Regions from separate parts of the Mus musculus genome. Here region 1 is linked to region 2. Evidence: chromatin loops called from intact Hi-C (ENCODE). Cell type or tissue: heart. All regions are shown on one strand. Each heading gives the region's core, and the rest is flanking DNA. Links, peaks and the distances in the headings are about the cores only. Region 1 holds the start of L3mbtl2 (L3MBTL2 polycomb repressive complex 1 subunit). Region 2 holds the start of Rbx1 (ring-box 1).

Region 1 (15,448 bases), core at 5,044-7,543, 200 kb before region 2:
TTTCTTTTGAGATACGGTGGCCTAAATTTGCAGCTATTGTGCTCAGCCTCCTGAGTGCTAGGGTCCCAGGCATAAGCCACCATGCCAAGTAAGGAACTCCTGAGGGTGAGCTCCTGGTGCAGCTATCTAACCTCTGGGCTTGAGTTTCCTCTGTAAACATAATGATGAATGAGAACACTCAGGAGACACCTGCAGAAGGCTGGGGTCAGCAGAGCTGCAGCTGACAGACACATGTCACTCAGGCCTCTGAGCTCTCCCTAACATCTCACTGCAGTCACTGCCCTCCCTCCATGCTCCCGGCTCATGGAGAGCTAAGCTGAGTGACTGAGGGAGAGCCGGAGACAACATCCTGTACGTGTAAATGCTCTGGAGAGAACATACAGAGGGCCTCTCCTGGGCATCTCAGGGAACACTCACGTCCACACCTATAAGACAACTAAGCTCCAATGATAAAGGCCAAGGCCAGGAGTCAAGGCAACACACCAGCCAAGTGGAGGCACAGCTGCGTAAAGTCTGACCTTAAGGAAGTGAGTCTCAACCCCTTTGATTGAATATGCGACCCTTTCAAAGAGGTCATATATCGGATATCCTGTGAATCAGATACTTACATTATGATTCAAAACAGTAGTAAGATTACAGTTATGAAATGAAGTAGCAGTGAAAATAATTTTACGGCTGGGGCCACCACAGCCTGAGGAACTAACTGTATTAAAGGGTCACAGCATTAGGAAACTCGAGAACCACTGCCTTAAAAGACACCAAAAGCTTTGGCCTTTTAAAACAGGAATTGCTGGGCGTGGGAGGGCACACCTTTAACCCAGCAGTGAGGAGGCACAGGTAGCCAGCTCTTTGTGAGTCTGAGACCAGTCTGGTCAGCCAGAGTCACACAGTGAAACCTTGTCTCAAAAATAATGTAAGGGGCCTAGTAAGACGGCTACTGCTTAGAGCACTGGCTGCTCTTCCAGCCGATCCAAGCTCAGTTCCTAGCACCCACATGGTGGCTTACAACTGCCTCCAACTTGACAGGGGACTTGACACCCTCTATTGGTCTTCTCAGACACTGTACGCATGTAGTGCATAGGCATTTATTCAGGCAAAACACTCATACACACAAAAATGAATAAAACATAAATAAATAAATATGGGCCACTCTTTGAGGGAGGGTCTCATGTACCTCAGATGACCTCTAGGAATAAGTCCCCCAAGCTGGCTAAGCCGTTCACCTCCAGTCACATGATGGCTCCAGCCCAGCATCCAGGCCCCAGGATGGGTGTCAGGGGCTCTTCTCACCTGTAGTCTAGCCAGGATACTGGCTTTCTTGGAGTTGGAGGAGTAGCTCCTGGAACACGAGACGCTGCAGAACCTCTTGGTCTTTGAGAAGAAAGCTTCTCTTGTGCCCACGATACCACACATCTCACAGACAGCTAGGAAGAGAACTCAGCATGTGACTCCCTGACATAACTGCTTTAAGTCAAGCAAAACCTTCCAGAGCACTGCATCAACCATGTGAGTGTCAGGCTCTGAGGCTGACAGAGAGGAGGGCGTGAGCAGTGGATGGAGTTCTCTTCCAAGAGCAAGTCTCAGTATGTGCTGCCCTCAAACTTGCAGGCTCAACTGACCCTCCACCATCAGCCTCGCCAGCAGCAGAACTCCAAGTGTCTGCCCCTCCACCTAGGCACCTCCGTAGGCTCTGTACCTAGAGCTGAGGCTAAGGGACTGGAGATCCACATGAACGAGTTTTAGAGAGAGGAGCGTGACCAGAGGGCAGGTGTGCTGTCTGACCTCACACTAGATCACCTGAGGAGCCTTCTGTATACTGCTGAGGCTGGAGACTGCCATGCCCTGGGCTCCAGGGACACAGCCATCTGAAGGGCTTCCCAGATGGGCTTTCCAGCTCCCCAGATGACGCTAATCTACAGCCCGGGTTATAAACCAGCCCCTGGGGTCAGATGCTCTCCCTAATGATTCCTGCTAGTCTTGACGCTCTCAGATTCTGAGAGAAGGGTGAGAAGAAGACAGAGGAAGAAAGAGGAAAAAGAGGAAAAGGACACGAAAAGGAGAAGTCAACATGGGTGGAAGGAAAGCTGGCCACACGGCCCGGCCCAAGAGTGCCGGTGTGAAGGGATGGGAGGGGGTGGGACAGTCCTAAGATTGGAGCCTGCCTCTTCTCAAGGACACACGGCCCACACTCTGGCCGCCCTCACACAGGGTCTAGCAGCCATCCAAGTGCTACCTCTTTGAAGTCAGCTGGCTTCCAGATGATTCAGGGCCACGCCCTTCTGCCCACCTCCGTGCCTCCCTCTCTGTGCCTCCCTCTGACCTGAAGACCACTTTATCCTGTACACCTCCTACCCCACACTTGTCAGCCCACAAGCTATTTCCTGTTCCTCTGTTCAAAAGCACTCACACCACTGAGTCTCACTGTCTTCATACCCAGACTCAGGGACTGCCCAGCCTAGTCATACAAATGTAATAGAATTTAACAAGTGCCAAATAAACTCAAGAGGCTTTGGAGAATAAGACTTTAAAACTAGACTGCAGAGAGGAAACGACCCTCAAGGACAGTGCCTTAGACATCTGGCTGTCTCCACCCACATCCTCAATTCTTCCACAGCCTCCTCCTGCCTCCTCTCCATCTCAGGCCACTGGGAAAGCACCTGGCTCAGAACCACTTCCATCCAAGGAGCGGTTGTTCGCAGAGCTGAACAGATGGAGAGGTGAGGTGGGCAGCTCCCCTGCTTCCCGGTCCTCGTTCTCTGCTTCACTTGACTCCTCCAAGTAGGAGCTGCTCTCGCTGCCCGCACTGCTGTTGTAACTCCGGAAGCTGTCGTAGCCCCCAAAGAGATCCAAGTCATCTTCCTCCTCCTCTTCCATTGGCTCTGAAGATGGCGCCTCCTAGTGGGAAAACGACAAGAACGAGAAGTTACAAACTGGCTAATCCATCCAGCATGAGTTGGGGATTTGAATGTTGGTCCTCTGAAAGAGCAGCAAGAACTCTTAACTGAGCTGGGGGTGGGGGGCTGGCACGCCCCTTTAATCCCAGCAGTGAGGAGGCAGAGGCAGGTGGATCTCTGTGAGTTTGAGGCCAGCCTGGTCTAGGACAGCCAAGGCTACACAAAGAAATCATGGCATGAAAAACCAATATACGGGGCTGGTGAGATGGCTCAGTGGGTAAGGGCACCCGACTGCTCTTCCGAAGGTCCGAAGTTCAAATCCCAGCAACCACATGGTGGCTCACAACCACCCGTAATGAGATCTGATGCCCCCTTCTGGTGTATCTGAAGACAACTACAGTGTACTTACATATAATAAATAAATAAATCTTAAAAAAAAAAAAAAAAAAAAAAAGAAAAACCAATATACGGCGGTTAAGAGCACTGACTGATCTTTGGAAGGTCCTGAGTTCAAATCCCAGCAACCACATAGGGGCTCACAACCATCCATAATGAGATCTGATGCCCTCTATCCTCTTCTGGTGCGTCTGAAGACATCTACAGTGTACTTAGATATAATAATAAATAAATAAATCTAAAAACCAACATATATATATACACACACACACACACATATCTATATACATATCTATATCTCTATCTATCTATCTATATATGTATATATTCATTTAAAACATCTAGGAGACTAGGTATAAGAGGCTAGGTATTGTGGTACACACCATTAATCCTAGAACCCTGAGCTTGAAACAAGTCTGGTCTACACAGCAAGTTCCAGGTCAGCTCAGACCGCACGGTAGACCCCAACACCCCCACCTCTCTCTTCACTCTCTTTTTTCTTTTTGTTTGTTTGTTTCTTTCTTTTTTCTTTTTCTTTTTTTTTTGAAACAGGGTTTCCCTCAGTAGCCCTGGCTGTCCTGGAACTAGCTCTGTAGACCATGTTAACCTAGAATGCAGTGATCTGCCTGCCTCTGCCTCCCAAGTGTTGCGATTAAAAGTTTGCACCACCACCCTCTGGCTAGTAGATCCTCTTAAAAAAAAAAAAAAAAAAAAAAAAGAAGAAGAACAAGAAGAAAGAAAAAGGCAGGTGTGGTAGTGAACGCCTTTATTCCCAGCACTCAGGAAGCAGAGGCAGACAGATCTATGTGAGTTTGAGGCCAGCCTGGTCTACAAAACAAGTTCTCCAAAAAACAAAACAAGAAAAGAAAGAAAAGAGGACGGGAGAAATGTCTCAGCGGGTAAGAGCACTGACTGCTCTTCCGGAGGTCCTGAGTTCAAATCCCAGCAACCAGATGGTCGCTGCTCGCAACCACCTATAATGAGATATGACGCCCTCTTCTGATGCATCTGAAGTCAGCTACAGTGTACTTATGTATGATAATAAATAAATCTTTGGGCCGAGGCAAGCAGGGACTGAGCAAGCAAGGGTGACTGCAGAGAGTGGGGTTGACCAGAGAAAGCAGAGGTCCTAAAATTCCCAAAAACCACATGAAGGCTCACAACCATCTATCTGTACAGCTATAGTGTTCTCACATAAATAAATAAATAAACAAACAAACAAATAAGAAAAAAGAATGGACTGTTTCCTCCAATGACCATCTGTACAGCTATAGTGTACTCACATAAATAAATAAACAAACAAATAAGAAAAGAGAATGGACTGTTTCCTCCAATGACCACATGGCTAAGTGCAAGCTGTGGTTGGTTTGAGCCTCTGCTCAGCACCAAGACCCCTCATACTGGTAGCTTGGGTACAGAGCAAAATTCCAATTTCAAAGAACAGCATCTATTGAAAAGATACTGTTTCCACACCACTATCAGGTCAAAAAACGCTGCCAGGGATCAGAGATCTACACAATAATGTGGAAATATCCTAAGCACCTCAAAAAATTTTTACTGGGCTAGAAGGCATTTGAAACTCTTTCTTCCCTCTTCTGTATATGTACATCCAAATGATCTCAACTCAGAAACAAATTTAAGACTGCCAGGCCCTCTTGCTGCTGCCTAGACCACTGCTCCTTGCAATGTATCCAATAAACCTGTTTTCTTCCTTAAAGGAAAACAGGGAAAAGAAAAAAAGACTGAGAAAATTGAGACCCAGGCTATCCCAAGGAGGCTTTGAGTCAGATGACTAATTGTATGGTGGTATGGACCACAGCCGTGAGTTGAGCTCTGATTGAAATCAGCTACTGATCCTGGGGCAAGTCACTTAAGGTCTGTGGGACAATTTTCTCATCCACGACAGCTGTTGGCTCACAGAATGTGAGGTAGCGATGAAATGCTACATAAAAACGTACCTAGCTTGTAATAGGAAAAAACGTGCCTAGCTTGTTGGGCAAGACAGAGGTAAAGAGAATGACGCTTTGGGCCAAGGTTCAAATACGATCTCTAGTGCTTCCTAGCTGTACGATGCACAGCGAGTCAAATGCACTGCCTCGGTTTCCACCAAATAAAGACAACACCACTATTTAATAATATTTTGGGAAGGGATGATAAACGTAAAACACTCAACAGTGCTCAATAAAGCTTAGCAATTATTACCGCTAGGAAACGGCAAGAGACTTCAAATGCAAGGTGCGGTGGGTCACCGGCTGCGGTACCACGGAAAAAGCGTAACGCAGTTTTGGAAACTGACGTACTTGGTGACAACCTCTTGCACTTTGCAGCTGTGTCGACCCAGAGGGCTGTTTTAATCCCTCCCTAAAGAAGATGGCTGTGAGCGTACGGGGAGACCAGCACGTGAACGCTCCCAGCGTGGAGTAGGAATCAACTCCGATCTTCCTCCCTTCACTTCCCGCGTGGAAGGGACAGGCCGCACGATCCTAAAGCTCAGAACCATGAAACCAAGACAAAGTTCAGAGCCCAGTTTCCCTGCCCCTGGCTAGGGAGGCGTTGCCATCCTTCCTTCGTCACCAGACCAAAAGGAACCTCGGGGGCCTCTGGCCGAGGCTAAGCTCCGTACCTCAGTTTACCAATCCTGCAACTGTCCACCACTAAGACATCGCTAAAACGGCGCGTCCGCCGAGCGAGGCGTTTGGGGCTCCCCTTCCCGCTTGGGCTGAGCCCTTTCCCTCTTACCTCAGTGCCCCGCGGTTTCTCCATGATACCAAATTCAATTCCCTCAACCGTCACCAGGTGCAGGAAGCCATATTGCCCTCGCCGCTCTCCGAGAGTGTGCTCATTGGCTGCTGCGCCCGAGCTGCGGGCCAATCATGCCGCAGGAAATAGGAAGCCGGTTCCGCGCTCGCCCGCGCCCCGCCTCCATTAAGGAGGGGCTGGGTAGCCGTGAGGATTAGGGGAGTTGTAGTTTTCTCCTGGGTGCACGAAAAGGGTCGTTGCCTTAGTAATGCGAAATCTCCTGAAGGGTACTTCTAGGGTTTTGTTGTTGTTTTTTCAGAGACAGGGTTTCTCTGTATAGTCCTGGCTGTCCTAGAACTCACTCTGTAGACCAGGCTGGCCTCGAACTCAGAAATCCGCCTGCCTCTGCCTCCCAAGTGCTGGGATTAAAGGCATGCGCCACCACGCCCGGCGGGTTTTTTTGTTTTTTGTTTTTGTCCTTTCTTAGTCAAATTTCAAACCATCTGAGCACAAGGGATTGGACGTGCCAGCCCCCCCCCCACACACACAAAAATTCGCACTCTCCCCAGGGGCCCCAGACAAAAATTCACACTCTCCCCAGGTAGGAAGTAAAGGTGCTCTTGGACAGGAATGCCTAGCAGAAATGCCTAATCCCTCTTTCAATTCAGACAGGAACAGGAATATTCTTAAACTCTATGTCCGTCTGCTCGCTGGGGCTTATGAGATGGTTTAGTAGGTGAAGGATCTTGTTCCATGAGCCTTTCTACCTGAGTTCAAATCTCTGAGCCACAACATAAACCTGGAAGTCAAAAAGCTACTCACAAAGTTGTCCTGACCTTTGTGTCACGCACATAAAACAAACACACAAGCTAAATAAATAAATGGGGAAAAAAAAGCCTTGGACTGGAGAAATGGTTCAGTGGTTACTGGCCACTTTTCCAGAGGTACCAGGTTTGATTCCCAGAACCCAGAACAACTCACAAAATTCTATAAACCCAGTTATAGTGGATCCTACTTTCTCTTCTGGCCTCTGATGACGCCAAGCACTAACATGGTCCATACATATGCATTCAGCAAAACCCCCATATCCACAAATAAATTATACGGATAGATGTTATAACCTTAAATCTAGGAGAGATGACTCAGCCTGTAAGTGAGTACAGCCAGAGCATGGAAAGCTGAGTTTTGCCCCCCAGTGCATGACAGAGCATGCCTGTGATCCCAGCACTAGGTAAGCAGACACAGAAGGATTCCCATGGCCTGCTGACCAGCCAGCAGCGATACAGTGGATAGCAAGAGATTGAAGAAGACACCTGAAGTCAACGCTTTTGCCAACTGGAGTATACATGTGGATTGAGTCCCCTATAGAACTACTCCTTCCCATCCTGGGTTCTCAGGAATTGTATGGCCTTACAAGCATCTAAAGTTCAGACAGGTCTGGATTAGTTTACTTATCCTACGTGAGGGCTCCCAGACCCACTCCCAGCTCCCTGCCTCTCTGCGTTGCTTTTTATTTTTAAATTTTTATTTATTTACTTTTTTAATGTGTTATAGGAGTTTTGCTTGCACGTATGACTGTGCACCATATGTGTGGCCAGTGCCAACAAAAGCCAGAAAAGGGTGTGGGATATCATGGAACTGGAGTAACACGGTGGTTATGAGCTGCCATGAAAGTGCTGGGACCGAACCTGGTTCTCTGAAAGAGCAGCCAATGAGCTTAAAAACTGAGCCCTCTCTCCAGCTTGTTTTTATTGTTTCTATTGTTTTGATTTTTTTTTTTTTTTTGAGACAGGTTCTCTGTAGCTGGATTGGCCTTGGACTCAAAGAGATCCTCCTGCCTCTGCCTTCCAAGTGAGTGCTGGAATTAAAGTCAGGCATCTTCATTCCTGAGTTTGTTACTGTTTTTTTTTCCCCCTTTAAAGCTTTTGAATACAGTCTGTGCCACCCTCATCTTCCTCCCTGTGGAGCCGTTGACTGGAGTGTGGTTGACCTACCAGGAGCCACACCTTAAAGAAAACTGACTCTCCCCCCAAAGTCTGTCTACTGCCCTAGTGCCTCATCTAGGGGGAGGAACTCACAACCCCCTTCCCACCCTGTGCTGGGTGTTGACTGACCTCATCTGGTGAACTCAGGACCTTCGGAAGAGCAGTCAGTGCTCTTAACCACTGAGCCATCTCTCCAGCCCCTAAACCCTTCTCTTGTCTCAGATTCCTAGCAGCTGGACTTGGAGAGATGACTCATCAGTAAACAGCATCTTGCAGAGGAAACAGAGGAACCAGGTTTGTTTCCCAGCATCCATGTTGGGTTGATCACTACCACCTGGGACTCCAGTTCTAAAGGATCCGAACCCTCTGGACTCTGCGGGCACCTACAATCATGGGTATGCACACGCTCACACACACACACACACACACACACACCACCTATACATGGAATTTAACAAAAACAACAACAAAAAGACCAAAATAATCAAAAACCAACAACAAAACTCATAGGGTTGGAGAGAGGGCTCAGAGTTCAATTCCTTTTTTTTTTTTTTTTTAAAGACTTATTTATTACTATATCTAAGTACACTGTAGCTGTCTTTAGACACACCAGAAGAGGGTGTCAGATCTCATTATGGATGGTTGTAAGCCACCATGTGGTTGCTGGGATTTGAACTCGGGACCTTCAGAAGAGCAGTCAGTGCTCTGAAAGGCGGAGCCATCTCTCCAGCCCCAGAGTTCAATTCCTAAAATCTACATGGTGGCTCATAACTCTCTATAACTTCAGTTCCACAGTCTTCTGGCATGGACACACACACACAAAGTCCATAGATTAAATAAAAGTAAACTTAAAAGTCAAAACAAACTAGGCAATGATGGCTCACGCCTTTAATCCCAGCCATTGGGAGGCAGAGACAGGCATATCCAAGTTCGAGGCCAGCCTGATCTACAGACTGAGTTCCAGGACAGCCAAGGCTACACAGAGAAAGCCTAAACATATAAACAAATAAACAAACAAACAATACATCAAAACAAAGTCAAAAAAACCTTGTTTGGATTTCAAGTAAATTCCTTAGGACTCGGTGACATGACCTAAGTTCTCTTTCCCGCCTTTACACCTTTGCCAGGTGCATTCCTCTGTTCTTGGACACCGAGCTGAAGCTGACCTTAAAGTGAGGACCAGAGGATGAGCTATAGTTTTCATAAAGCAAATGCATTTTTTTAAAGATTTATTTATTTATTATATGTAAGTACACTGTAGCTGTCTTCAGACACTCCAGAAGAGTGGAGTCAGATCTTGTTACAGATGGTTGTGAGCCACCATGTGGTTGCTGGGATTGGAACTCCTGACCTTTGGAAGAGCAGTCAGGTGCTCTTACCCACTGAGCCATCTCTCCAGCCCACAAATGCATTCTTATATTCAAAAGTTGATCTCAGCCAGGAATAGGGATATATACACCTTAATCTACCGCCGGGGAGATAGAGGCAGGAAGATGAGCAAGTTCAAGTTTATCTTCTGCTATATAATGAGTTTCAGCCACAAAGATCACTCTCCGGCTGCTGTGTGTAGAACAAACCTAAGGTAGGTCAGGAGAAACAGCAGGAAGGCCAATTAGAAACTTCCTGTGATAACACAGGAAAATGATGGTAGGTTCAACCAGGGCAGAGGCTGATCTGTGAGGACAGTACGCTTGGGGGGGTGGAAAGGGAATGGAGGTTTTTTTCTTTTTCTTTTTTTAAAGATTTGTTTATTGTATTTATATGAGCACATTGTTGTTTTTTGTTTGTTTGTTTGTTTTTGTTTTGTTTTCTTTTGGTTTTTCGAGACAGGGTTTCTCTGTATAGCCTTGGCTGTCCTGGAACTCACTTTGTAGACCAGGCTGGCCTTGAACTCAGAAATCTGCCTGCCTCTGCCTCCCGAGTGCTGGGATTAAAGGCATGCGCCACCATGCTCAGCATATGAGCACACTGTAGCTGTCTTCAGACACACCGGAAGAAGGCATCAGATCCCATTACAGATGGTTGTGAGCCACCATGTGCTTGCTGGGAATTCAACTCAGGACCTCTGGAAGAGCAGCCAGTGCTCTTTTTTTGTTTGTTTGTTTTGTTTTGTTTTGTTTTAGAATTTATTTGTTGGGCTGGTGAGATGGCTCAGTGGGTAAGAGCACCCGACTGCTCTTCCAAAGGTCCAGAGTTCAAATCCCAGCAACCACATGGTGGCTCACAACCATCCACAACAAGATCTGACTTCCTCTTCTGGAGTGTCTGAAGACAGCTACAGTGTACTTACATATATTAATAAATAAATCTTTAAAAAAAATTTATTTGTTATATGTAAGTACATTGTAGCTGTCTTTAGACACCAGAAGAGGGCGTCATATGTCACTATGTATGCTTGTGAGCCACCATGTGGATGCTGGGATTTGAACTCAGGACCTCTGAAAGGGCAGTAAGTGCTCTTACCCGCTGAACCATGTCTCCAACCCGAGAATTTTTTTGAGAAGGATCTCATGTGTTTCAGGCTGTCTTTGAACTCACTATGGAAAGGGGATTACAGGCATTGAGGCAGGCTTTGCACTACCTGAGCCCTTATGTCAAGCACAGTAGAACTTTAGGAAGAGTAACTGAGTCTGGGTGGGAAACAGAGGGAACCGTGAGAAAATGACCTCACAGTTAGAGGGTGAACTCAAGCAGGACTGAAAGTCCTTGCGACTCTTGCCTAAAAATCTCAGCACCCAGGAGACTGAGGAGGGAGGGTTGTCCGTGTTTGAGGTCAACCTGGGCTCCAGAGTGATTTCCAGGTTATAGGGTGTTCCAGTGTAAGACCTTGTTTACAAACAGAAGAGAGAAAAGGTAGTGGGATGTGGATCTGGAGAGATGGTTCCATGATTACAAGTGGTTGCTGCTCTTCCAGAGAACCCATGTTCAGTCTTTTTTTGTTTCGTTTTGTTTTGTTTTTTTTTTTTGTTTTTTTTTCGAGACAGGGTTTCTCTGTATAGCCCTTGCTGTCCTGGAACTCACTCTGTAGACCAACCAGGCTGACCTCGAACTCAGAAATCTGCCTGCCTCTACCTCCCAAGTGCTGGGATTAAAGGTGTGCACTACCATTGCCTGGCATGTTCAGTCTTCTTTCTTATCAGACAGCTCACAACAGCCTGGAACTCCATCTTCAGGGGCTCTAACACTCTCTTCTGGCCACTGCAGGCAAAAGGCTCAGGTAACACACCGACACAAACACACAAATTACAAAAAATAAATAATAACAATAGTAACAAGATGGGTATGGTGAGGCTTGCCTTTAATCCCAGCACCCAGGAGGCAGAGGCAGAGACAGGAGGATCAATCTGAGTTCCAGCCTGGTTTACATAACAAGTTCTAGACCAGCAGGGGCTACAAAGTGAGATCCTGTCTCATCATATTATTAACACTAATATAATACATAATGATAAATCTGTTTTTTGAAAGAGGGGAATACAGAAAGGGGTTGTAAAGGTTAGTAAGCAGGTAAAAACACCCCCCAAAGTTTTCCTCTGACTGCCAGGTGTGCAGTTTGGCATGTGGCAGCCCACATACACAACAGCAAACAATGAACAACTGGGAAGCTGGACACGTAGCTCAGTTGGCACTGCGAACCCAGACCTGGGTTTGATTGCAGTGGCACAAAACTGTAACCTCTGAATTTAGGGTGTGGCGGCTGAGCCTGAAGGATGAGAAGGTTCAGAGCTAGCCACAGACAGCTACATAGCAAATTCAAGACCAGCCTGGGCTACATGAGACCCTCTCTAAAAGCAACAACAAAAGAATTGTGCTTAGTCCTGGACACCTATGCTATAGTAGAGCAAAGACAAGAAGGTAGCTGGGACTATAGGACCCAGACCTGGGAGCAGGCGTCATGGAGCTTCTATCACTTTGTTTTTTTAATTGGTTTTTTCGAGACACTGTTTCTCTGTGTAACTCTGGCTGTCCTGGAACTCACTTTGTAGACCAGGCTGGCCTCGAACTCAGAAATCCACCTGCCTCTGCCTCCGGAGTGCTGGGATTAAAGGCGTGCGCCACCACCGCCAGCTTCTATCACTTTTTATTGAGTTTGAATGAATCAGAAAATCCATCACCCCATTTTATTACACTGTAGCTGTCTTCAGACAGACCAGAAGAGGACATCAAATCCCATTATAGATGGTCACGAGCCACCATGTGGTTGCTGGAATTTGAACTCAGGACCTCTGGAAGAGCAGGCAGCACTCTTAACCACTGAGCCATCTCTCCAGCCTAAATTTCTAACCATAATGTGTTTCATCCTCCACTTCCTGAAAACAGAAGCCCAAACTTTCCAGTTTCATGGATGGAAAAGAAGAGCTGGGTCCCCAGTAACAAGAGCCCTTACCTAATTTAAAATGAATTAGGAGCCGGGTGTTGTGGCGCACGCCTTTAATCCTAGCACTTGGGAGGCAGAGGCAGGCGGATTTCTGAGTTCGAGGCCAGCCTGGTCTACAGACTGAGTTCCAGGACAGCCAGGGCTATACAAAGAAACCCTGTCTCGAAAAACCAAAGGAGGGTGGGAAGAAGAGATTCCGATAGTCATCCTTTCCTGTATGGTGTGCGTTTGCATGCCTTTGTACTATGGTAGCATTTGCATGGTTCTTGTTATGGGTAGGGAGACAGGTAACTAGGCTGAACCATCAGGATCCCAAGTGTCTGTGGAAGAAATCCCTGGATGGCAGTCTTCATCTGAATGGTATCAGGTGGCATGCCTGCTTGATGAGTGCGGTCTACCATGTGAATATGGAGATGTTCTGACAACAAAGGTTTAGGGACTGGAGAGATGGCTTGGTGGTTAAGAGCACTGACTGCTCTTCCAGAGGTCCTAAGTTCGATTCCCAGTAACCACATGGTGGTTCACAACCACCTGTAATGGGATCTGATGCCCTTTTCTGGTGTGTCTGAAGACAGATTGCAGTATAACTCATGTACATGAAATAAATAAATATTTAAAAGAAAAGATTTAGCGGAAAATTTGCAATCTTTGAGATTAGTGCACAAGAGTGGAACCTGGTGGCAAGCAGTGGCAGAGATCGCCTGACCACTGCTGTGTAGTTAGAAACTCATCTGAGGCCCTGAGACGGTGTAAGAGTTTTTTGGTTGAAAGGAACAATTGCCACAGAAATGGAGCTGTGGCTAGGCCAGCCTCTGATTTGGCAACTAAATTAGATCAACATGAGGATGAGAGAGATATGGTAGAGTTGGTAACAGCAATAACGAGTTCCTCCTCTGCAAGTTGTCCTTGTGTAAGACTGTGGCAGCTCAAAACGACCACTGTTGTAAAAAGTTAAGTAAATGTCAAGATGTTCTTTTCCCAGAATTGGCCTCCGGTTCTTAAGTCTGCCCCTTTTAATGCAGTTAAAGGTTAGCCAATGATAAACTGCCAGCTCTAAACTGTGACTGAGAACTGCTCTAAAAAAGATGTATAAAAGGTGTACACTTTAGCTACTAGCGGTCGCTTCCATCCTGATGTAAGGACGACCCCAGCATGCTGGACCAATAAACCTCTTGCGTTTTGCATCGATCTCCATCTCTGCGTCTCTGTGAGTGGGGCATCCTGGACGTAAGGCTTTTCGGGTCTTACACTTGTAACTCTGCTGTGTTCTGTTCACGTATCAGTCAGAAGTCGCCAGAAACCAGATGCTTACTGAAGAAGAGGCACGAAAGTTAAAGAGACAGAAGATTGAAAATATCAGAAGGAACCATAACTACCTGCCTTTCATCACGGAATTACTAAAGACTGTAGCAGAACACCAGCAGTTAATTCCACGTGGGGAAAAGGCAAAAGAAAAACAGAATGCAAAGACAGCTCAGGAAATTACGTGAAGACACTATCCAGACGTGTGTGCACTGTGCTGCACTTAATTTCACGGACACCATTAAATTGAAGGAACTTTGAACAACATCCTAACTGACTCAGTGCATGTTTGACATAGCACCAGTCTGTTTTGTCCTTTATGCATGGAGTTAAAATTTTTTCCCTGTCTGTATCATGTGCATGTAGTACATACTAAATAAAAGTGATATTAAAAAAAAAAAGCAGCAATGGGTCCCCCTCAAGTCCAACCTTGAGTAGAAGAAGAGGGAAAATCTGATGCAGCACACAGATGTGGGCACTAACCATGGTCCAATGTAAGGCAAGAGTGTGGCAAGCCTGGCTTGGGAGGCTATAGGACCTGGGAGGAGATAGGACCAGTGTGACTTGTGTGGATGCGGGAAAACGGAATAATGTAACTTCCTGTTCCTTCTTAAGGCAAAGGCTGAATGGCCTGCGTCAGGGTCAGAAAGATCAGGTCCTGATGCGCCGGCTTAGCAGAGCCACTAGGAGCACTTGCCTATATCCATCTCAAGTCCTCACAAACATCAGGAGCTGAAGAGCCACAGAGAAGCAGCAGATACAATTGAAGAAATTAGGAACAAGGAAAGCTGTGTTTGAACCCCAGTTCACTGGGCTGTACAGAACTGTGTTCACAGAGGAGAGAAAAGGCTGCTCCAGCCGGGTGTGGTGGCACACGCCTAGAGGAGACAGTAATGAGGGAACGCCAGAGAAGTCTATCTGGGTTACTTGAAAACAAATGTTGAGCAAAATTTATGTTGAGCTGGAGTTGAAAGGAAAACAATGTGATAGAAAGCCTGTTTGCGCTGTGCTAAAGAACCCCAAGGGACAGCAAACAGAAGACATCTGTGAGAGAACAGTACAGGTGAAGAGGATCCAGACTGTCCTAGGAGTAGACCATTATCCCCCCAGACTAAGGAGGGGACATTTACCTCCAGCAAAAGGTTATACTAGGGGTGAAATTAGTTTGCCCAATCAGGAACTCCCCCAACCACCAGGGATGGTAGATGGTGTCTCAGCAGTTACTGCTACATCCACAGAGCCAACCCAGGGCAGCTCTGACCCAGGGAGCCCCAGGTAATGCTGGGAGAGCTGCGTCTTCTGCTCTCTGGCTCTGAATAGGTACGAGCAAACTAAGGCCCACAGCGTTCATCAGGTGTGGAGAATGCTTCATGGAAGAGCTCCAGGATAGGGAAGCCTGGTAGTTCAGAGAGAATGGCTAAGGATCAAGAGAGCTAATTACATCAGCGCTTCCTATCTATGCATGCAGGCTTTGTACCTTCATTAGTGGAGGAAGCAATTGATTAAAAAAAAAGGATGAAATCCTCTGGGCTCACCCATCACTGCGGAGAACAGATGACAGCAGACCTTCAGAGTGCTTCACCGTTATCTTTGTTGTATGGTGGTTCAAGATGTTGCCTTGTCCTTCCCACCTCCTGTACACATGTGCACACATCCACACACATACACAAACAGTGCTTGCAGATTTGGTAAGCCATTGGAGAGGCAACCAGTATATTCCATCTATCTTATGATCCTACTGGGGCTGGGTTAATTAA
Region 2 (15,448 bases), core at 6,052-8,551:
GACTGTGCAGTGGAACGACAACAGGTCAGAGAGCAGCCTTGGGTGAGAGAGAGGGCAGCATGCCACATGACATCTTGGAACCCTGATGGGCAAGGGTATTTCCAACAAGAACATGTAACATGCCTTTACTGCTAAGAACTGACTCGGGGAGCACAGGACTACATTCTGATAGTGAGGCCCTGCCTCTTTAAGGGAATGTGGGTCCTGGTGCCATTGGGCTATTAAAATGATGCTTCTACTGCCCTGAGAAAGGAGGTCCTGAAGGGTGAGAAAAGGCCACTGTCCTTTTTCAACAACTTTCTACAACATTCTGTCCCTTCAGACGACAGACCCTGCTTTTAAGAAACAAGGCAACAAACCCCTCTGGACTTCCAAAAGGCAGAAGCTGAGACACTTCTCTGGTGCTCATCTCCCTACCAAGCATCCTATAGAACCTGGGGATAGCCTCAGAGGAGCTCGTGCACAAGGGCAAGGTGCCTGTGAATGAGGTTTCGGTGCAGGTGGACTCCATCTTTCTTCTTCTTAATTTACAATGTAGGAAAGGGTGTATTTAGCAGATGATAAATTTACACAGGCACATTTAGAGCGCCCAAGTATATAGAGAGTATATAGGAGATGTTGACCCTTATTACCTCATGCAAGTCCACTGCAACCCCGGCAAGGGGGCCAGATATTACTATCTGCACTTTACAGACAGGAAATGGAACCCCAGACAAATGACTTGTCTAATTCACAGAGCTGGTTCATACAACACTCAAAATTAGCACCCTAGCCTAGTATAAAGGCTCTGGCACAGCACGCCAGGTTCTCCTTTATGGCAAGCTATAAATTTATCATCTACACTTTTCATTAAAAAAGAAAAAAAAAATTTTTTTTTCAAGACAGGGTTTCTTTGTGTAGCTCTGGCTAACCTGGAACTTGCTCTGTAGACCAGGGTGGCCTTGAACTTGGGAATCCGCCCATTTCTGCATCCAGAAAGCTGGGATTAGGCATACATTACCATACTTGGTTAAAAAATTCTTAAATTTAGATAAAAGCCAGTAGTGGCACATGTCTTTAATCCTAGGACCTGGAGGCAGATAAAGGCAGATCTCTGTAAGTTCCAGGCCAGGTAAAGCTACAAATGAGTGTCTAAATAAATAAATAAATAAATTTTAAGTTGCATTTCTTTGTTTATGTTTGTGGGCACAAGTATGCAGGGCACTCACAGGGTACTTGTGGAGACCAGAGGAACCCTGTGGAACGTGGTCTCTCCTCCTACAGAGGGGCACCCAGAGACTGAGCTCTGCTTGTCAGGCTTGGCTGACAGGAAGCGCCCTTGCCCATGAAGAACCTCAGCAGGCTCACCCCCTTCCCTTCACACAGAAGGGTCTGATGGAGAAGAGTGGGCAGGAAGACAGCCACAAGGCCACGAGGAAAGCACTGGGCACTAGGAAGGGCCACAGAATTTGGATCATGGGTGGTTGTGAGCGGCTCGTTGTGCTAATGTGGCTTCTGGGAACTGGAGGTGGGTCCTTTGGAAGAGCAGTGTATGCCTGTAACTGTTGACCCCTCATTTAGCTTTCTTTTTTTCTTTTAAATGATTATTTTTATTTTATGTGCATTGGCATTTTGCCTGCATGTATGTCTGTGTGAGGGTGTCAGATCTTGGAGTTACAGATAGTTGTGAGCTGCCATGTGGGTGATGGGACTTGAACCCAGGTCTTCTGGAAGAACAGTCCGTGCTCTTAACTGCTGAGCCATCTCTGCAGCTCATTCAGCTTCTCTCCCCCACTTAGTTACTCACTTTATTCATTTAGCTTTCCTATCAAATATTTGCTATGTTGTGGGAGCTACTGTAGGTACTTCTAAAACATCTATTCATTGTAGGTATGTAGATGTGTGTCAGTTAGGAAGACAGCCAGTTTCCCTTCTTTTACCAAGCTCAGGACCTAAGGCTTGGCAGCAAGGCCCTTCATCCACTGAGCCATCCCACTGGGCCTCTAAACACTCTTTAAGAGTTAAATCATTTATTCTGTTTACACTTTATTAGCCATCTTTTACCTGAGAGAACTCGGGATTAGAGATGTTAGATGTTCTTACTAGCAAGTAAGACAGCAACAGATGATGGTTGACTCCAGAACCTGATTCCTTGTGTCAAGATGGAAGCTGTGCATCCTGGCCCTGACTGGTCAGGGTAATTTTAGCTCATGTAACTAAGGCTACTACAGCTCTATAGATGGATCTTTAACATGCTAGAAATAATATATTTGTTGTCTCATCTCCATAGCTGTCACACCCTGTAATGCTATATACATTTAGTCCAAAAGAGCTGTGCTAAATATTTCTGGCAGGAACACACACACATAAACACAAACCAAACATGCACCAAAATCTAACTTAAAACACACAGAGAACTGAGAACTTAATATTCAACTCATTTACCAAATCTCTTCCCACAGACAAGGCCTTAAATGGTCTGTTGAGAAGGCACAGATACTCTCAAGACTGTTTTAGGCTTTGAAGACAACCCCTGAGGGTGGCTGAATACTGCACACATTGCTTAAGGAAAGGTCAACTCAGTAATTAAGACAAACTAATCTTTCTTTTAATGACTACTGTTTACCCAGCTAAAGGTAACTACTGAGAGGATGTGAATCTGCTTTACTGTCTGTAACCTCTGGGGAGAAAGGGGGCAGCTCGTCGTTTCCCCTAATAATTCTCAAGATGGCAAAGCAGCAATGCATGCAGAGCCACTCATAGGTAAAGATGGTTCCTTACGTTGCAGACTCCCCATGCAACCGTACACTCTTCGGAAGTAGCTGACGCCTGGTTGGCCTGACATTCGATACCTGTGGGAACAAGGGTAAGAATGTCACTGACCTGGGGCAGCAGCTTCCAACCTGGCCAGCCACATCCTCAAGCGGTTAATTGGCCATTAGCTGTTTCAAGTAGATGGGAAAGATGAAGATGGCTGTGTGGTGGGTAAAACCTGTAATCCCAGCATTGAGGCAGAGGCAGGATAATCTCTGTGAGTCTGAGGTTAGCTAGGGGTACTCATTTGCTCCCCCTAATAGTTTTCAATTTTCTTTTTTTAATTTTTTTTTTAATTTTTTTTTTAATGTTTTTTTTTTTTTTTTGCTTGTTTGTTTGTTTGTTTGGTTTTTGGTTTTTCGAGACAGGGTTTCTCTGTATGGTCTTGGCTGTCCTGGAACTCACTTTGTAGACCAGGCTGGCCTCGAACTCAGAAATCCGCCTGTCTCTGCCTCCCAAGTGCTGGGATTAAAGGCGTGCGCCACCACGCCCGGCAGTTTTCAATTTTCAAGATGTGCAGAGTTGTTGCGCGCGCCCAACTGGCCAGGAAGAACGAAGCTGCAACAGGATCCTTCTGCACACGTTTATTCAGTCCTGTTTCTTCTTGTTTATATCTCCCTTGTTTATATCTCCCTTGTTTATATCTCCCCCGAACCCTGGGCCTCTCACTCTTTTATACTCTCAGTTCCCATCCACGCACAGCAGGCCACGCCACCTCACCAGGTACGCAGCTTCAGCTAATCAGGGCAGCAGGGGCATATCTCCATCAAAATGGATTCACCGGTATCCTGGTACACCTGCGCAGCTCTCAAGATGTTTGTGGCTTATATGAGGAAGTCAGGTGCAAGTCATACTTAGCTGCAGTCCCTAGCGCCTTTGGGACTGCCGCCACACCCGCTCCTCACACATAGCCCTGGCTGTCCTAGAACTCACTTTGTAGACCAGGCTGGCCTCGAACTCAGAAATCTGCCTGCCTCTGCCTCCCGAGTGCTGGGATTAAAGGTGTGCGCCACGACGCCCAGCTGGTTTTTTTTGTTTTGTTTTGTTTTTTTGAGATACATGGTGTTAAGGAAGGGGAGTAAGAAGGACCATGAGCATCGTGATGTCTTCCACTATTTTCAAATGAAAGCCCCAAGGAAGAAAGATGTTCTCTGGGTGCACAAGGGACAGAGACACCCCCCCCCCCCCCCGCAGCACCCCCTCCTGTGTTTCAGTGATGCCCCTCCCCCATCTATACTAAACATGGCAGCTGCTACTCTGTTCTCACTGTAGTACAATGAAAAGGTCAAAGTTCAAAGAAACTCTGAGGCACCATAGACTACCAGCAAATGTCACAAAGTGCTTTCTCACACAAGCCCCAATTCATGCTTTCCGAGTTGCAGTGATCAGACTGTTCCACTATTTGGTTTTGTTATTCGTCTAGCAAATAGTGAGTGCAATTTTATTATGTACTAGACAAAATGTCAGGGCAGTAACTAACATGGATATAACTGAGAGCCATGATTAAATGACATAAAGGGATACTACAGTTAAGACCTGGGAGTATCTGAGAGACCTGCTGAGAGCCCATGGGTGCATGAGTACATGTGGAGTGGGGGGATACACACATTTATAACAGGCATGCACGCACGCACATCCATGGACACTAAGCTGTTCAAACCTGAAAATGTAACACTTTAGAATACATAGTGCTGGCTGCAAATTTACTTTTAACTTATTGACTTCATTCATTTACTATGTATGGTGTTTTGCCTACACTGGAGTGTGTCTGGTGACCTTGAAAGTCAGCAGATGACACTAAATCCCTTGGGACTGAAGTGATAGTCTATGCAAGGTGAGCCTGCATGTGGTTGCTGGGAAATGAACCGGGGTCCTCTGGAAGGGCAGCCAATGTTCTTAACTCCTGAACCATCTCTCCAATCTGTGATTGTAATCTTGTTCAACAAAAACTAGCTTAGGTAAGAGTACTGTAGTTCAAATCTTAGCCCTGATGGGCCTGTAATTTGTAACAATACTCCTGCCACTGCCTTTCAAATGCTGGGATTCCAGGCATATACCACTATATCTACCTTCAAAGGTCATTTTCTTCCACTATTTTTGCCTTTATGGCTGTCTAAGAAGGAAATAAAAGGCAACTCTATCTACACCCCATTTTAAATGGGATCTTGCCTGATTTACAATGAATAATTCATTCTGAGAGCAAGGTACGCCTCCAAGACATTGTTTTAAGAAACAACTTAACCGGTGGTGGTGCACGCCTCTAATCCCAGCGCTTGGGAAGCAGAGGCAGGTGGATTTCTGAGTCCAAGGCCAGCCTGGTCTACAAAGTGAGTTCCAGGACAGCCAGGGCTACACAGAGAAACCCTGTCTGGGGGGAAAAAAAAGAAAGAAAGAAAAAAAAAAAACCCACAAAAAAAAAAAAAAAACCCCACAAAAAAAAAAAAAAAAAAAAAAAAAAAGAAAAGAAAAGAAACAATTTAATTCAGGAGGCAGAGGCAGGTGGATCTCTAGTTCAAGGCCAGCCTGGTCTACTACAAAGTGAGTTCTAGTAGAGCTAGGGCTACACAAAAAACTCTGTCTCCACAAACAACCACAAAACAATCTACTTCAAACACACCAATGGATGAGATACACAAGTGCCTAAGGGTTCTGAGCCTGCTTTGTATTCACTGGTAAAGAAGACAATTGGGCACACCAGGATGACCACCATTTCTGTAACCTTCTCAACTTCTTCCCATCTGCCCCGAGTTACTTACAAAGATCCATAATGTGGTTCCTGCAGATGGCACAGTTATCAACCACAATGTCCCAGGCCCAGAGGGCCACTGCATTCCACTGCAAGGAGAAGAGGGGAAACAATGCATTTTCCTTGTAATCTAACAGCTCATTAGGACTTCAGCTTGCAGCTTCAGTTACCAACGCCCCAGCCACAGGGCCTACCAAAGAAAGGATGTTTTTGGATTATACTATTTGGACTATATCAGAGGACAACAGCAGACCACCTGTACACTTCCCCATTCCTTGAAAGATGAAGTATATGAACATGGGTATCTTCAATTTTTTATATATAATGTAAAATAATTTAGCTAGCCAAACCAACGTGAGAATATTAGTACTATTTTCTGTACAGCTTTCCCTGACAGCTGTGGAAGAACTCAAAATCTGCATAAGCACGGGCTCTCCACAAAGTTTTGGACTCAGAGGCAAGGAAGTGAACAGACTGAACTAAGATAATAAATGGACCACTAAGTGGATAATCACAGGATAAGCTGGATAGCAAGTTACCTACCCAGTTTCAGTACACAGAACGAGGTCATCACTTAAACCTTAAAAGAGCACTGCAAGCAAAGTAGAATCCACTGCGATTTTCTTTTCCTCTTACCAAGTAAACTGATGTTCTCAACGTTCATATATCCAAACAATTACTTTGTTAGCTCCAGTAAGTCGACCTAAGACTTCTTATGTTAGACAAGGCACCCTTTTCAAGGACTACTTTGGTTTGACTTTCCAAATTCAAGCATAAGAGTTTAGTAAATTCTACATTACATTTTTATTTTTCATAATGGCTGCAGGCTGTAACTGAGCAGCAGTGGCCACAATGAGATGACACAAAAAGGGGGTGGGGTGAGGGATATTCTCAGCGACACGTTCCAAAAATAATCCATAAAAAGAAAACACCTTGCCCTCTTCAAGATCTTCATTTTTAACAGATCTGTGTAATCTTAGGTAGGAATCAACACTTTTAAAGGACTAGCAAACTATGAAGGGGAACGGCATACAAAAGGACGTTTCATATTTTTGTTTTTCTGTTCTCAGGTCATTAGCAATTAGTACTCCACCTTCTTAAATGGCACAAGTTCTGGGCTTGCTTTTAAAACAAAGCCCACCAGGCTTTTAAATTATCATTTTGTGTTAGAAGTGTACAGGGACATCAGAGAACCACTGGAGTGGCAGATGCTATGTGACAACTAGTAGCCATCTCGTTAGAACCAAGCTTTACACTTGACTGTGGGTTTAGAGGCCAATGGAGGCCGCCATACAATCGAGGGCCCACGCCAGGTCCCTCGGAGTCAATAGATTCTAGGATCCAGGAAGGGGCGGAGCAAGAACACCGGCAGAGCCCCTCTGCGCTGTCATCTCACGTTCCCGGGGTTCTCCGCACGGCCCCATCCTCCACCCGCCGCAGTCTCTTCACGAGTCTGCATCCCACCCACCCCACCCTGTCCTTCCCCCACCTCTCAGTCACTTCAGTGACAGCTCAAGCGCTTGGCTCCCGCATCGAAGTCAACCTCGCGTATTTCAGTAAGCAGCTCTGCGATTGGCCCCACAGCTTCCCCAGCAAGACTAATAGGGCCCCAGACACTGGGCCACCAGCATGCCGATCAACCCTAGGCCCGCCCCCCGGCTTCCGTTCTTGGTGCCCGGTCCCAGGAACGCCCTGAAATGAAGCCCTTTCCCCCGCGCCTAGCTCTTCCTCGGGCCTGCCAGCCATATCCGCGCCTCCCTAGCTTCCTTGAGGAAGGCGCTGGCGAGCCCAACCTTTTTAACTTCAAAGCGCTTCTTGCCCGCGCCGCTGTTGGTGCCGCTGGGGGTATCCACATCCATCGCCGCCGCCATTTTGGAAACACACAGTCTGTCGTGTGACCACTGCGCCTGCGCACCGGCTCACTTTCCGCCGCCTGCCCCGCACACCAGGCGCCTCCTCCCGCACCCCTCCCCTCATTGGCGCGAGCGTGGAGAAGGGGCGGAGCCTGCGGTCACGCCCCTTAAAGGCGCAGGCGGAGGTTTCCCGCCCCCCTCCTCCCCATCTCTCTCAGCTGGGGAGGAGGCTGGAGTGATTGAGGCGGGGCCGGGCGGGGCCGGGCGGGGCCGAGAGAAGGGAGCCAACCGGTGGGAACGTCCGTGAGGTCTCGATGCTTCTCGCATTCTGGGAAGCCCTGTGGTCTGACTCCTTCATTTGGGGCGGCGGCTGCTTCCTTCTTCTGCCCCAGGACTTAAGCCCTGGTCCAGATCCACAGAGCTGCCCCCGAGTCCGTGGTTGCAAAGGGCATGGGCTGGTCTTTGGAAACCCGAAACTCCAAACCGGCCTTCTGCTGACCGTGGTCGGCTTCGGAGCCAGGCGGTGTCTCTCTGGAGGCCTGTGGCCCGGCTTACCAAGGCCTGGTCACCGTCTGCGTTATCAATTTCAGATTGGGAAATTATTTGATAGGGAGAGAAGAGGCCCAGGAGCAAACAGAGCAGGCATTCTGCAACTTTGCCTTTATCTTCTCACAGGAAAGGTGATGGGGATGCCATAGTAAATCCCATAACCAGCCAGTTCTAAATGGTCCTCCTTTCTCCTCATTTCCTATCGAGTTTTGCTACTGTGCTACGATTAAATTAGTACATTTGTAGTGGCTGAACTTGAGTTCTGGTGAGGCATTCTGATTTTCTTACCGGTCATTACCATCGAGCTACAGAACACATACGTTTTGTAAGCTTCCATGATTAGTCCAGCCCTCCGCTGTTTTGTCTCCTAAATTTGCGGAGTTATGACTAGAATACATCACCCTTGAATTTCCTGTGTGTTCTAGTTCCCTCAACAGTACAACAAAAAGGGTTTTACCGGAAATGTGCCCCTCCCCCCCCCCAGAAAGGGTTTTTCTCTGTGTAGCCCTGGCTGTCCTGGAACTCAGGACTGGACCTAGGCCGGCTTCGAACTCAGAAATCTGCCTGCTTCTGCTTCCCAAGTGCTGGGATTAAAGGCATGCGCCACCACTGCCTGTCCTGAAATGTTCTGTTAAAAGAAATACTTGCTGGTGTGTAATGCGGTGTGTCATTGATGCACTTGCTAAGCAGGGCAATACATCCTGAATACCACCACAGTTTTAACTTGCACAGAGACTTGTGAGAGCCCTGCAAGGTGTGTGTGTGTCTGCCCAAGTTCTACCTCCCACACTAAATCTGTCATTGGTCTATGTGTCTACAGACCCCCTAAGGGATGCTAGAAACCCATAGTTAATTAAGATACTGAGGACATATTTATCCATTCGTCAACAACTATCCTGAGTATGTTACTTCGTCTTTTAATTTTTGGTTTATTATTATTATTATTATTATTATTATTATTGAGATAGGGCCTCACTCTGTAGCCCAGGCTGGCCTTGAAATCTGAGCAATTCTGTTGCCTCTACCTCCCAAGTGCTAGGGATAGAGGGAGGAGAACCACCATGCTCAGCTACACTGGGTTCTGCTTTAAACAGGAAAGCCACAGTGAAGTCAACTCAGTAAGGAAATAAACACAGATCAACAACTATATCAAGGTGTCTCAGGTGGCAATACATGCTACAGAAAACAAGATGGTGAGATTGAGGGGAGGAGGCAGTAATACATGTACATTTGAATAAAGGCATTGGGCAATTTTGTTATTGTGTGAACATTCTATAAAGTACTTACGCAAACCTAGATGAGGTAGCCTGTTACACACCTAGGCTATATTATGAACTTACTTCTCCTAGTTTCCAAACCTGCACACGTTGTTACTGTGCTGAATACCATAAGCAACCTTAACACGATTGTATTTGTAGATCTAAATACAGCAAACACACATTAAAAATACACTATCAAAACTCTAGCGATATAACTCAGTTGTAGTGTACACAAGGCTCTGCATTGCATCTCCAGCACTGCAACAAACAGGTGTAAAACATGAAACCAGGTGAGGCTGGACAGATGGCTCAGTGGTTAAGAGCATTCACTCGCTGCTTTTGCAGATAACCCAGGTTTGGTTCTCAGCACCCATGTGATGGCTTACAACTATCCGGAATTCCGTTTAAGGGAACCCAGTGCCCTCTTCTGGCCTCCTTCTCCTCTTCCAGGGATGGGGCTCAGGGGCACTCAGAATGGTCCAAGCATGGTAGGCTTTCCTACAATACAGCTTTTAACAAAACTAGGCTGCCTTGAAACCCTGGCAACCGGATTGTTTACCTTTTATACTACAGGAGATTTTTTACAAAAGGTGTCTGCAAGGTCTGATGATTCAGTGCTGGTGTGACGAGCAGCCTGAGGTCTTTCAGAGCTACCAGGCTCTCTGACTTTTATTAGTTGTTTCTGAGTCTCAGGTATTGAAGGCCAAACTGGAACTCTTCTTATGGAGCTAACATGGACCTTGGACTTCTAGTCCATCTTCCACCTTCCCTGCGCTACAACCACAGGCGGGTGCCTCTAGGTCTGCAGTGCTAGGGACTGAGTGCCGCACTGTCATCCCATTTGACCTCTTCCAAAAACTTACCCAAACCAAAAGGATCTTTAAATCTCATCCTTTTCAATCTCTGTCGTCTGAACCACAAAGGTCCTTGTCAGGAGCCAGCCTGTTGATTATTATTTTTACTTTTAGGTTTATTGGATTATTGGATTATTACTTTCAGGTCCTTGCCCAGAGTTTTGTCCTCTTCTATATATTAACTAGGCCAGAGGCATACTCACTCATGGGACCATGCTTCATGCGGCCTGTCAGTGCCCAAGTGCCTTGGTATTGGTACTGCATGTAGCCCTGGCTGTCCTGGAACTTGCTATGCCATCCAGGCTAGCTCACAAGAGATCTGTCTGCTTCTGTCTCCTAAGTGCTGGGATTAAAGAAGACTGGTTCTTGCTATGTAGCCCATGCTGGTTTGGAAGTCACCACTTTCCTGTCTCAGCCTAACTAATAATGGGATTATAGGCATGCACCATCACGCCCAGCTTTAAATGTTAAGTTTGTAAACTTTGCAAAGACTGGATTATAGAAGTGTAAGAGGAGGGGCTGGAGAAATGTCTCAGCGGTTAAGAGCACTGACTGCTCTTTCCAGAGGTCCTGAGTTCAATTTCCAGCAACCACATGGTGGCTCACAACCATCTGTAATGGGATCCGATGCCCTCTTCTGGTGTCTCTGAGACAGCTACAGTGTACTCATGGACATAAAATAAATAATAATATTAATCCCAGCACTTGGGAGGCAGAGGCAGGCGGATTTCTGAGTTCGAGGCCAGCCTGGTCTACAGAGTGAGTTCCAGGACAGCCAGGGCTACACAGAGAAAGCCTATCTCAAAAAACCAAAGCAAACAAACAAACAAAAATAAAAAACCACCATTAAGTAAGTAAATAAATAAATAAAGGAACTGTAAGAAGGGAAAGTGTTAATCAGCAAGTCCTTTGCTTTGATAACACTAGCATGGGGTTGGGATGATCATAAAGATTATTTTCAGGGTCTCACTATACAGCCCTACTCTCTATATAGACCAGGATATCCTCACACTCAACCGGTCAGGCAAGATACACCCACCGATGCAACGGTGGTATGACTGTGACAGTGGTAACCAACCATTCTTGTTTTCAGTTGGATTTGAGGCCTGTTCCACAGGAGGCAATTCATATCAGATACTGCAAACCAGGTCAAAAGACTGTGGCTGGCGAGGCTGTTAACCCTAGTAGGGACACTACTTCTGTTCTACTAAAACAGAGATCACGGATCCGTCAAGTTGCCTTCTAACTATGTTTTTGCTTGGAGACGAGCACTGCGGTCAGCTTCGGTCAGAGAAGCTCCTTTTCCACAGTAGGTGATGGTTAATGTTGGGGCTTGTAACTGGTTAATGTGAAGAGAATACGTGACTGTTGAATGGTCATCCCTAAACGGGATGGGATATCACATCCTCTAAGGCTCAGGGAAGACTGGGTGAAGGAAGTGAAGAGCGCATAAGAGCCAGGTGAAAGGGCGGAGTGTTGCAGAACGCTGTCTTCCAGGTAGGACAAGGCTATGACACCCGTGAAGGCTTAGGAGCTCTCATTACCTACACAAGGCATTCGACATTCCTTCATGCGGGCTCCCCAAGGATCTATAGGGAGTTAGTGGTAGCTGGATACGGGAAACATCTCTTCTGTGATCTTGCCACTGGTTGTCCATGTTTCTGTAAATGACCCCGCACCCATGTTTCTGTTAAGTAGCCCTTTCAATCTTATTAGTACACACAAACACACACACACACACACACACACACACACACACACACACAGAGACAACCCTACCCCCCAGCCCCCCAAAAACAAACAAAAATGGAAGTAGAAAGGGGATTAGCTGGAAGATCAGTGAGAGGAGGAAGACAAATGTGCATAACGGGAGGTGAGTTACACTCCATTAATTCAGCCCGGAAAGATGACGCTGCAGGCAGTAACACTGGCTGCTCTTCCAGATACTAGGGTTCTAGTCTCTGCCCTCCCTCACATGGCGGCTTGTAACTGTCTAACTCCAGTTCTAGGGGCACTTACGCCCTCTTCTGGCCTCCACAGGTACTGGCCATACAGGTGGTACACAGACATATATTCGGGCAAAACACCCAAATACATATTTTTTAAAAAGCATGCACATGGGGGCTGGAGAGATGGCTCAGAGGTTAAGAGCACCGACTGCTCTTCCAGGGGTTCTGAGTTCAATTCCCAGCAATCACATGGTGGCTCACAACCATCTGTAACGGGATCAGATGCCTTCTTCTGGTGTGTCTGAAGACAGCTACAGCGTACTCATATAAATAAAATAAATAAATAAATCTTAAAGAAAAATATTTAAAAAAAGAGATGGGAAACAGAATTTTAAAAAATAATTTTTATTTTCAAATTGTGTGTGTGCGTGCGTACACACATGCATGTGTGTGCCCACTGATGAAGCCCATTGCCAGGTGTTTTGTGATATTGGTTGCTGGGGAAGAGTCGGAAACTCTCCCCAGCAACCACAGCTGGGCCAATCCAGAGTTGTTACACCTGCACCAGACTCTTTCCTTGTACCCCTCCCATACCCATTTCTTGAGAATAGACATTGTTTAGATCTGGAAATCCCCTACTCTCCCCCTTCTCCTTTCCCCCCTGAGGGCCTATAAAAACTGGGACCTCTTTCCCCTCGAGGTCGACTCCTCTACTCCTGCGTGGGATATGAGTCGTCCCCAGAGCTCTGGCTTTCCCTGAATAAAGCCTCATGTGTTTTGCATCAAGCTTGGTCTCTTGTGAGTTCTTGGGTGTCCGCTATTGTCCCGAGGCCTGAGCAGGGGCTCCTCTCGGAGTCTTTCATTACAATGTTGCCTAATTGTCTTTTTTCCTTTTAGTCCTCATCCACCCCTGCGCTGGAGAACCTGTTGACTGACTGAGCTGGCTCGGTCAGCCTAAAAAAAAAATTCTTAAAAACAATAGAAGGCTGGGCAGTGGTGGCACAGGCCTTTAATCCCAACACTTGGGAGGCAGAGGCAGGTGGATTTCTGAGTTCCAGGCCAGCCTGGTCTACAAAGTGAGTTCCAGGACAGACAGGGCTATACAGAGAAACCCTGTCTCGGAAAACAAAACAAAACAAAACAAAACCAAAACCAAAAAAAAAAAACCCAAACAAACAAACAAACAAACACCACAAAACAAAACAATAGAAGACCTGTGAACTAGAAACTTAAGGGTTCTTTGGAAAGTTATTTGGATTTTTTTTTTTTTTAATATGTAAGTACACTGTAGTTGTCTTCAGACACACCAGAAGAGGGTGTCAGATCTCATTACAGATGGTTGTGAGCCACTATGTGGTTGCTGGGATTTGAACTGGGGACCTTTGGAAGATCAGTCAGTGCTCTTAGCCACTGAGCCATCTCTCCAGCCCCTGGATGGTGTTTTGCTGGGACAAACGTGAAGGAATGTTTCCCTGAAGCAGACACAAGTGAAAGGATGTTCTGCGAAAGCAAGCACATGAAAGGACACGTGATGAAGAATTCTTTGATAATGACAGGCATGTATTGGTCTGCCTTACATTGCATAGTTGAGCTACATTTGTTGAGATTCCACAGAGAGAAACACACCAAAAAACTTCTAGGGTGTGCTGCAGTTTCTTGTTGCCTCTTTGGACTTGGGCTGATTGGCAGTTTGATGTCAGCTGAGACAGATGCACGTCCTGAGACAAGACTCACCCATGAAGGACACGTGATGTTTGGAGGGATATAAATAGAACTCAATGTACAGTGTTGGAGGCTGAGCTTGGCTTGTTTATAGGTGTGCAATGCTTGTGGGTCTAGAGACTTCACTGATCTTCGCTTCACTGAGAGAGACACAGCCTAGAACTTCTGATGTTCCTCCTGGTCCCTCCTGATACCTGCAGAGACTGGGGCCTGGCTGTCTCCACTAAGTAGTACCATGGCTGCTGATTTGTTTGCTATCCTGACTCTACCAAACTGGATTGTTAGTGTATTAGTGAAGTGGATGAAGCTGCCACTGCTGGCTTGTGAACTGAACTGCCAATTTCCAGACAACACAGATGGGACTTGCTTCAAAAAACTTTTTCCTTTCTTTCTTTCTTTCTTTCTTTCTTTCTTCCTTCCTTTCTTCCTTTCTTTTCTTTCTTCCTTTCTTTTCTTTCTTCCTTTTTTAAGATTTATTTATTTATTATATGGAAGTACACTGTAGCTGTCTTCAGACACCCCAGAAGAGGGCATCAAGTCTCATTACAGGTGGTTGTGAGCCACCATGTGGTTGCTGGGGATTTGAACTTAGGACCTTCAGAAGGGCAGTCAGTGCTCTTAACCTCTGAGCCATCTCACCAGCCCCCCCAAAAACTTTTCTGAACAGGTCCACTTCCCTGTGTACTTTCTTTTTTACTACCTCTGGTAGGTGGTAGGCTATAAAAGAGGTTGAAGTGTTTTAAGAACCATCATTAAAAATAAGCCTTAAAACCTTTTTTTTTCCCCCCAAGACAGGGTTTCTCTGTGTATCCCTGGCTGTCCTGGAACTCACTCTGTAGACCAGGCTGGCCTCGAACTCAGAAATCCGCCTGCCTCTGCCTCCAAAGGCATCTGCCACCACCTCCGGCCTTTTTTTTTTTGGACCTATTTTTTTAAGAGAGAATTTCTATGTGTAATGTGTAGTTCTAGCTGTCTCAAAAATCTAAAAAAAAAAAAAAAAAAAAAAAAGGAAAACTTTTAGCCGGGCGTGGTGGCGCACGCCTTTAGTCCCAGCACTCGGGAGGCAGAGGCAGGCGGATTTCTGAGTTCGAGGCCAGCCTGGTCTACAGAGTGAGCTCCAGGACAGCCAGAGCTACACAGAGAAACCCTGTCTCGAAAAAACCAAAAAAAAAAAAAAAAAGGAAAACTTTTGTTCATACTTTCCTATTCTAAGTTACATAATGTATTCTTTCTACAAGTCCTATGTATGTAACCCTCTTTAAGCTTACTCCACTGTGCCACACACACATCTTTTCCTGGACACGGACATGGTGCCAAGGTGCAGGCACAGCATTTGGAAAGCTGAGGCAGGGAAGTCTACGGCTAGCATGAGATCCATGGTTCAAATGTCTGAGAGAGAAAAGTGTCAGACATGAAGAATAAAAGTGTTATTGAGACTCTAGAATGTGTCTGATTTAATTTTGTTTTCTTTTTTTTTTTTTGAAACAGGGTCTCTCTATGCTGGCCTCAAACTCACAGAGATGCTCCTGTCTCTGCCTCCCGTGTGTTTATTTTTTATTTTTTTATTTTTTGTTTAAATTATGTGTCTGTGTGCCCATGGAGGCCAGAGGTGTCAGGTTCCCCGGGAGCTGGAGGCACACGTGACTGCTGGCTATCCTATGTGCTGTAGGGATCCTGTGAGCCACCTCCCAAATATTCACAATTTTGCAAATTGATCCCACGT

The links. Hi-C counts contacts between places; a loop is a spot of excess contacts. Peaks named below come from ENCODE experiments on the same cell type or tissue, not always from the same donor. Only the 100,000 strongest peaks of a DNase experiment are listed, where the experiment ranks them.
Region 1: it touches region 2 in a loop (1.8-fold over the local background); 2 of 42 quality-filtered maps call a loop at or near these places.

Annotation. Positions count from the first base shown.
Region 1 is chr15:81,654,606-81,670,053 of GRCm38, reverse strand. L3mbtl2 (L3MBTL2 polycomb repressive complex 1 subunit) reads right to left here and starts at 6,165. Exons shown (of 17, transcript NM_145993.5): 1 at 6,030-6,165; 2 at 2,658-2,895; 3 at 1,291-1,424. The coding sequence starts at 6,053. In heart, for the core only: a CTCF peak has its summit at 6,080; a DNase peak (open chromatin) is centred at 6,153; H3K4me3 peaks cover 1,603 bases; H3K27ac peaks cover 1,305 bases.
Region 2 is chr15:81,458,335-81,473,782 of GRCm38, reverse strand. It overlaps Rbx1 (ring-box 1), which reads right to left and starts at 7,467. Exons shown (of 5, transcript NM_019712.3): 1 at 7,333-7,467; 2 at 5,550-5,628; 3 at 2,761-2,831. The coding sequence starts at 7,410. In heart, for the core only: no CTCF peak of the experiment used is centred there; DNase peaks (open chromatin) are centred at 7,172 and 7,512; H3K4me3 peaks cover 2,286 bases; H3K27ac peaks cover 2,500 bases.